2 separate regions of the Homo sapiens genome follow, and region 2 is linked to region 1. A link is an interaction called in ENCODE POLR2A ChIA-PET data of the cell type or tissue named here. Cell type or tissue: B cell. All regions are shown on one strand. Links, peaks and the distances in the headings refer to the core of each region. The heading gives the core; the rest is flanking DNA.

Region 1 (4,394 bases), core at 329-4,328:
CTTGTCCATGGCCACTATGCTTAGCAGGGTAAGGCTGGAGTTTTGAACCTAAGTCTCTTTGGCTCCAGTGCCCATACTCTCTTGGCTGAGTCTCCCAAAGGCAAATCCTGTCCCCAGACACAAAATAAACAGATTCAAAGATTGGGGGTGAATGGGTGGAGGTGAGGAAGATGCAGCAAAAAGAACTTGCAGGAGGCCAGGCGCGGTGGCTCACGCCTGCAATCCCAGCACTTTGGGAGGCTGAGACAGGTGGATCTCCTGAGGTCAGGAGTTTGAGACCAGCCTGGCCAAAGTAGTGAAACCCCATCTCTACTAAAAATACAAAAATTACCCGGGTGTGGTGGCAGGCACCTATAATCCCAGGTACTCGGGAGGCTGAGGCCGGAGAATCACCTGAATCCGGGAGGCAGGTTGCAGTGAGCTGAGATCATGTCATTGCACTCCAGCCTGGGGGACAGAGCGATACTCCATCTAAAAAAACAAAAAAAGAATAACTTGCAGGACAGAGGCAGGGGAGACCAGCATATTAAGTGAGCCTATTTTTCATTCCTTCTCCCACTAGAATATATTGAAGAAAACCACAGACTTCATATTATTTCATCGATAAATATTTCAGTATGTATCTCAGAAAGATAAGGCTCTTTTTTAGACATAGTCACAATCCCATTATCACACTTTAAAAAAAAAATCTAACAATAATTCCTATTAAGGAAACCTATCGAGGACAATCTGACAAGACCTCAGAATGGAAGTGGGCTTGTATATCTTGAGCCAGCACTGTCACAAAGCCATGATAAGGAATTTAAATTTTCCCAAGATAATTACAGCCAAGGCGAACAGGGGGTTGGAAATGCAGGAGATTTGAGAAGCTTGTCTGGCTCTGGAAAGGAAATGTTATAAAGGAAGAAAAAAAAGACTGGAAAGGTTTACAGAGTACAAAAGACAAGACTCTTCTTTCTTTCTGACTTCCCCTTTCCTCATGCGAGGGTCTTTAGTCATAAATGAGAAATAGGAACCCGGGCTAGAGTGAAACCAAATGGATAAAAATAACACAACAAATACAGTATTGCTAAATGCAATGAGATAGAGGCATGGGGTTTATTTCCCACAAGGCTGTGCAAACTGCTCACTTCTTAGATAAAGGCTCTTCAGTTGCTGCTATTCAGAATCCCAGCTTCCTGAGAGGTCATGTCCATTGATTATTAACTGGTTATTGTGGACACTGACCTTCTACTAGGCATCAAGAAATCAGATTTCTAGACCAGGTGCAGTGGCTTACATCTGTAATCCCAGCACTTTGGGGGGCCGACGCAGGTGGATCACTTGAGGTCAGAAGTTTGAGACTCAGACTGGTGAAACCCCGTCTCTACTAAAAATACAAAAATTAGCCGGTGGCTCATGCCTTTAATCCCAGCACTTTGGGAGGCCGAGGCAGGCGGATCACCTGAGGTCAAGAGTTTGAGACCAGCCTGGCCAACATGGCGAAACCCCGTATCTACTACAAGTACAAAAATTAGCAGGGCGTGGTGGCGTGCGCCTGTAATCCCAGCTACTCAGGAGGCTGAGGCAGGAGAATAGCTTGAACCTGGGAGGTGGAGGCTGCAGTAAGCCGAGATCGTGCCACTGTACTCCAGCCTGGGTGACAAGAGCAAGACTCCATTTCAAAAGAAAAAAAAAATAAATTAGCCAGGTGTGGTCTCTACTAAAAATACAAAAATTAGCCAGGCATGTTGGCAAGCACTGTAATCCCAGCTACTTGGGGGACCAAGGCACGAGAATTGCTTGAGCCGTGGAGGTGGAGTTTGCATTGAGCTGAGATCGTGCCACTGCACTCCAGCCTGGGCAACAAAGTGAGACTTTTTCTTAAAAAAAAAAATATATATATTGGTCCAGCTCCTCCATGAAATTGCTCTGTGACCTTGGGCAAATTCCTTGACTTACCTGAGCTGTCTGTAAAGTGAGGGTATTAGACCATAAGACCTCATCATTTCCTTTAAGAGTCGAGTTCTCTGATTCAGTGAATACCTAGTGAAACAGTGCTTACTTCCTGGGGTTTAGAAAGCGTTACTAGGATTTGGCTCAATGTTACACTGCATCTGCAAAATGCTTGGATAGGCCGGGAGCGGTGGCTCGTGCCCTGCAATCCCAGCACTTTGGGAGGCCGAGGCGGGTGGATCACTTGAGATCAGGAGTTCAAGACCAACCTGGCCAACATGGCAAAACCTCGTCTCTACTAAAAATACAAAAATTAGCAGGGTGTGGTGGCGCGTGCCTGTAATCCCAGCTACTAGGGAGGCTGAGGCAGGAGAATCGCTTGAACCCAGGAGGCAGAGGTTGCAGTGAGCCGAGATCACACCACTACACTCCAGCCTGGGCAACAGGTGAGACTCTGTCTTAAAACAAACAAACAAAAAAAAGAATACTTGGCTAACCTCGGTGAAGGATGCCATGTGTTGATGATGCAGGTTCATGCTACAAAATCACCCAGCGTTGCTCTTGGCTGACGCCCCAGAGGAAATCTGAAACGCAGCACTACGTGAGCTCTCTGGAAATGGATGGTAGACGGAGAGCACGTGGAAACTGCACAGAGCCGTCCACAGATGGAGCCAGCTGCCTGAGGCTCAGGAAGCAAATTGAAGAAATAAGTTGAAACAACAGCCCAATGTGTTTTTTTTTGTTGTTTTGTTTCATTTTAATGGCAGGTAAAGGGGTTGACGGATGGGGACCAGGGATGTGGGGCTGAGATGGAGCTAAAGGGGAGGGGGCTGTGAAAGCCGGCAGGTCCAGTTGCCATATGTTGCTGGGATTCTGGGACCTTGACCTGGGGAACTGCATTTGAGCAGAGTCTGAAGAACTTGAGATTGGAGGGGAGCCAGAGGAAGTTGCAGAAGAACTTGAACCCGAAAGGGCAGAGGAAAAACAAAACAGACCCCATCCTGGGCCAGAAGAGAAGCCCTTTCCTGACACCTTGCCCTCTGTCCGGCTCATCATCACGTGAGGAAGGAGGGGCTGTGTGGCTCTTGGCTCCAGCTGCTCTGATTTCTTTTTTCAGTTCCTCCAAGGTGCTCTGTTCTTTCTTGCTGCATGGCCTCTGCTGTGTCCTCTCCCTGGAAGGCAGCTCTTTCCCCCGATCAACTTCCACTCAGACCTTAGCTTAAATGTGTTGCCTCCAGGAAGCCCTCCTTGGCCTTCTGATAAGACAAACCACTCCATTTTAAGTTCTTACGTCATTAGTCACTTTTAAAAAATAGTGCTCCTCACTGTTATCATTCTTAATGTATTTATGTGATTTTATCATTCTTTAATGTATTTAATGAATTTATGTGTATTATGTGATTTACATGTTTCTAAAAAAATGTCTAATTTTGAAACAACATTGAGCTTTTAGAAAAGTTGCAAGAATAATACAAAAACCTCTATAGGCCAGGTGCGGTGGCTCACGCCTGTAATCCCAGCACTTTGGGAAGCCCGGGTGGGTGGATCGCTTGAGCCCAGGAGTTCAAGACCAGCCTGGGCAACATAGCGAGACCTCATCTTTACAAAAAACAAAGCAAGCAAATTAGCTGGCTGTGATGGCACGAGCCTGTAGTCCCAGCTACTTGATGGTTAAGGTGGGAGGACTGCTTGACCTAGGAGTTCAAGGCTGCAGTGAGCTATGACTGCCGCAGCATTCCAGCCTGCACAACACAGCGAGACCCTGGTTCTAAAAAAATAATATTTCAAAAATTAAATAATTTAAATTAAATGAATTTTATTTATTTATTTATGGAGATACAGTCTCACTCCGACACCCAGGCTGGGGTGCAGTGGCACAATCTCGGCTTTGCAGCCTCAACTTCCAGGGTTCAGGTGCTTCTCCCACCTCAGTCTCCTGAGTGGCTGGAACTCCAGGCATGCACCACCATACCCGGTTAATTTTATATATATATATATATTTTTTTTTTTTTGAGATGGAGTCTCGCTCTGTTGCCCAGGCTGGAGTGCAGTGGCGTGATCTCGGCTGACTGCAAGCTCTGCCTCCCGTGTTCACTCCATTCTCCTGCCTCAGCCTCCTGAGTAGCTGGGACTACAAGCATCCGCCACCATGCCCGGCTAATTTTTTGTATTTTTAGTAGAGACGGGGTTTCACCGTTTTAGCCAGGATGGTCTCAATCTCCTGACCTCGTGATCCTCCCGCTTCGGCCTCCCAAAGTGCTGGGATTACAGACATGAGCCACCGCGCCTAGCAATTTTTTGCATATTTTTTGTAGAGAAGGAGTTTCACCATGTGGCCCAAGCTAGTCTCGAACTTCTGGGCTCCAGCAATCCACCTGCCTTGGCTTCCCAAAGTGCTGGGATTACAGGTGTGAGCAATCGTGCCTGGCTTAAATTATCTTTAACTTAATTAAATTAAA
Region 2 (4,394 bases), core at 248-4,247, 110 kb before region 1:
TCAGCTCACTGCAACCTCCACCTCCCAGGTTCAAGCAATTCTCCTGCCTCAGGAGAAGCTGTGATTACAGGCGCCTGCCACCATGCCCGGCTATTTTTTGTATTTTTAGTAGAGACGGGGTTTCACCATGTTGGCCAGGCTGATCTCAATCTCCTGACCGCAAGTGATTCGCCCACCTCGGCCTCCCAGAGTGCTGGAATTACACATGTGAGCCGCCGCTTTTTGTTGTTAAACCTGTATTATATCATCCTGTTCTTCTTAATGTATTATTTGGAATAGTTCTCAACCTATTTACTTTTTGAAATATGGCTACTTACAGATGGATCCTAAACCCTTCAAGGGCAAGGATTAAGGTTTCCAGGAAATGCGTAACCTTTATCAAAGCACCACAGTGTGTTTGGATATAGAAGATCCTTGGTAACTGTCCATTACTTAAAACTGTTAGCTGGTTAGCCTTGAATTATAAAAGCTATCAGTCTAATCAGCCTTATAGATCTGTGATATGAGAAAGAACTACTCATATTTCTGGAGTATGTAAGAAATTTCAACATCAGAATTTTAAAGCTTTAGAGAAACTGAAGGAGACATTTCACAGATGAGAAAACTAAAACACCAAGAAGTACTTGCTTGAGTGCATCAGCTCCTTTGCAATGCCCTTCTGGATCCTTTGCCATGGAACTGACCACTCAATCTCTACTCTCAGCCCCCCATATGCCTATTTAAACTTGTCACAGTTCCTGTGACATTTTATTATACCTTGCTTGGCTGCATAAATAGGGATTTTGTCTTCTTTGTCTTTGTAGCCCAAATTCCCAAGACAGTTCCTGGAACTGTCAGGCACTTAATGAGGGAATGAATGGATGAGTTGGTGGCAGAGTGTGGCTGGAGTAAGTACAAATAGAACAAAATACGATAACAATAATATAGTCATGTTTCTCAAGTGGCTCGTGTGTATTAGGTACCATGGACATGGCTTATATTTATTTTGAATTTAATGGTCACAATAGCTCTGTGAAGTAGATATAGCTATTCTTGTTTTATAGGGGAGGAAACTGAGGCATTGAGAAGTGAAGTAATTTCCTACAGTTTCACAGCTATAAAAAGGCAGGGCTGTCCCCTGAACCTAGGCATACGATTATGGGGACTGTCTGGGAACTACTGCTTGAGTCATGAGAATGTAGCGTTGGCCTTGCTGAGAAATTCAAATGCTGTTCCTGTCCTTTCTACTCTTCTTTTAATTGGTTTTCAAGGGTGATTACATGTGTGGGGTGGCCATGAGTATTTCTCCTCCATGTGGAGATACTGATACTAGAAGAGTTCAAGTGAATTGATAACATAGGTGAAGCCACTAAAAAATGCTTTGGCCAAGTCACTGAATTTGTGTGATCCCAATCATTTGTGATAAGGTCATAATACTTACATTTAAGGTATGCACAATGTCTGCTATGTGGCTGTGAATGAATGATTTTGCGGTTTCATCATAAGGTAAAGCTTGGCTGAGAGAAGACAGATCTCCTAGGAATTTCAGCTTTTCAAGTTCACCCTGAATTTGTGGGAAAATGATAAAAATACAATTATATGTCATAATCTTATTTGAATAACTGTGGAGAGTTTTTGAAAAGTTTCTTGGAATGCTTTAAATATCTGACATCTCTTTCAACCCAATATCAGTCTTTTATTACAAAGAATGAGTAAATTACGGAAGATTTCAGTGAAATTCCTTGTCCGCTGGCCCTGCCTTGCTTTGAGACCTCGGCTCTCCTCTCAGCTCCATGTTCCATCCTGGCTTTCCCCACTCTTAGTCTTTGCTTTTCTACCTGCCTGTCCTGTGTAGTGTTGCCTGATTAAGCTTCCTAGGCTGGGCATGGTGGCTCATGCCTGTAATCCCAGCACTTTAGGAGGCCGAGGTGGACAGATCACCTGAGGTCAGGAGTTCCAGACCAGCATGGCCAACATGGTGAAACCCTGTCTCTACTAAAAATACAAAAAAGTAGCCAGGCGTGGTGGCGCGTGCCTGTGCCTGTAGTCCCAGCTACTTGGGAGGCTGAGGCACGAGAATCACTTGAACCTGGGAAGCGGAGGTTGCAGTGAGCTGAGATGGTGCCGCTGCACTCCAGCCTGGGTGACAGAGTGAGATCCCATCTCAAAAAAAAAAAAGCTTCCTAAAGGTGACCTCTCTGATTCTGTTACTTCTAGTTCTTTCAATGTCATTAAAAATTCATTATTTTGCTTTTAAAATTTCCTATTAAAATCCAAGTTCTGATTGGAAGAATAAAATCTCTCAGTACTAACATTCTCTTTTTCTTTTTTATTTTATTATTACTATTATTATTATTATTTTTTTGACATGGAGTCTCGCTCTGTCACCCAGGCTGGAGTGCAGTGGCACGATCTCAGCTCACTGCAACCTCAACCTCCTGGGCTCAAGCAATCCTCCCGCCTCAGCCTCCCAACTAGCTGGGACCACAGGCACGCACCACCACGTCCAGCTAATTATTTGTATTATGTTGCCCAGGCTGGTCTCAAACTCCTGAGCTCAAGTGATCCACCTGCCTTGGCTTCCCAAAGTGCTGGGATGACGGGATGACAGGTGAGAACCACCATGCCTGGCCTCTCTTTTTCTTTTTCTTTTTTTTTTTTTTTTTTTGAGATGGAGTCTCGCTCTGTCACCCAGGCTGGACTGCAGTGGTACACCTGGGTTCAAGTGATTCTCCTGCCACAGCCTCCCAAGTAGCTGGGACTACAGGCATGCACCACCACACCAAGCTAATTTTTGTATTTTTAGTAGAGATGGGGTTTTATCATCTTGGCCAGGCTGGTCTCGAACTCCTGACCTCAGATGATCTGCCTGCCTTGGCCTCCCAAAATGCTGGGATTACAGGCGTGAGCCACTGCACCCGGCCTCTTTTCTAATTATACATACATACATATATATATAAAATTCCTATTTATCATAGAACCTTTTTTTTTTTTTTAAGACAGGGTCTTGCTCTGTCATCCAGGCTGGAGTGCAGTGGCGTGATCACCACTCACTGCAGTCTACATCTCCTGGGCTCATGGGATCCTTGTACTTCAGCCTCCTGAGTAGTTGGGACTATAGGTGTGCTTGAACCTGGGAGACGGAGGTTGCAATGAGCCAAAATCGCGCCACTGAACTATAGCTTGGGTGACAGAGCAAGACTCTGTCTCAAAAAAGAAAAAAAAAATCTCTATATATCTTAAGACTTGGAGAATGCGTTTGCTCCTGAAGCAGGGTCCAGTGTCCTTTCTTTTTTTTCTTTTGAGACAGAGTCTCACCCTGTTGCCCAGGCTGGAGTGCAATGGCATGATCTTGGCTCACTGCAACCTCCGCCTCCCAGGTTCAAGCTATTCTCCTGTCTCAGCCTCCCAAGTAGCTGGGATTACAGGCACCTGCCACCATGCCCGGCTAATTTTTTGTATCTTTAGTAGAGATGGGGGTTTCACCATGTTAGCCAGGCTGGTGTTGAACTCCTGACCTCGTGATCTGCCCACCTTGGCCTACCAAAGTGCTGGGATTACAGGTGTGAGCCACTGCGCCTGGCTGGTCCAGTGTCCTTTCTAAGTGTATCTACAAACCACATGAATAAATTGCTATCACAGCACTTGCGATACTCTGACATAATGACCTTCTTATTAATCTATTTCCCTGACTGACTGTGGAATCAGCTCAAGGCAGGTAATGGGCTTTTTTGTTTCAATTCATGGCAGCAATCCAAGCCCTTCATTAACTACAAAGAAATCGAAAGAAAACCATGCTGATATGAAGTATAAGGATTAGCTGAAGTCAAAAGTGAAGGCCAACATGTTGGCTTTAAATGTTTTATTTTTATTTTTCATTGGTATTCTACATAAAGAAAATGTACAGTTTGGTGGATTTTCACAAACCAAAAAACACCCTGTAGCCAGCAACAGATTATTACTAGCATTCCTGAAGTTTCCCTCATCCTCCTTCCAGTGGAGGCTCTGTGTGGTTTTGTGTGTATGTGTATGTGTGTGTTTTGTGTGTGTTTTGGTAAATTGACAAATTATGGTTGTATATATTTATGCGGTACAAAGTGACAACATGATTTTTAAAAATGTATCATACAGTAAAACTGATTTCGGCAGGAAGCATGTGGTTCCATGTGTTATAACACACACATACACATGTGTAACCATCACCACAATCAGGATACGAACAGTTCCACCATCCCCTAAATTTCTCTCCTGCTATCCCTTTTTAGTCACATCCTCTCCCCACCCTAATGCCTAGGAATCACTAATCTGTTCTGCATCACCATGTTTTGTCTTTTCAAGAATGTCACACAACTGGAATCATACAGTCTGTAACCTTTTCTGATTGGTTTCTTTCACTCAACACAATGCCTCTGCGA

What was found. Peaks named below come from ENCODE experiments on the same cell type or tissue, not always from the same donor. Only the 100,000 strongest peaks of a DNase experiment are listed, where the experiment ranks them.
Region 2: POLR2A ChIA-PET joins it to region 1 with 5 read pairs; 9 of 35 experiments call an interaction of 5 or more read pairs at or near these places.

Annotation. Positions count from the first base shown.
Region 1 is chr20:37,274,217-37,278,610 of GRCh38, forward strand. No RefSeq gene overlaps it. Among named protein-coding and RNA genes, the nearest start is that of MANBAL, 13 kb to the right of the region's middle. RefSeq lists a silencer at 3,148-3,197. In B cell, for the core only: no CTCF peak of the experiment used is centred there; DNase peaks (open chromatin) are centred at 1,025, 2,595 and 2,975; H3K4me3 peaks cover 677 bases; H3K27ac peaks cover 2,977 bases.
Region 2 is chr20:37,166,701-37,171,094 of GRCh38, forward strand. MROH8 (maestro heat like repeat family member 8) reads right to left here. Exons shown (of 25, transcript NM_152503.8): 5 at 1,421-1,543. Among named protein-coding and RNA genes, the nearest start is that of RPN2, 10 kb to the right of the region's middle. In B cell, for the core only: no CTCF peak of the experiment used is centred there; no DNase peak of the experiment used is centred there.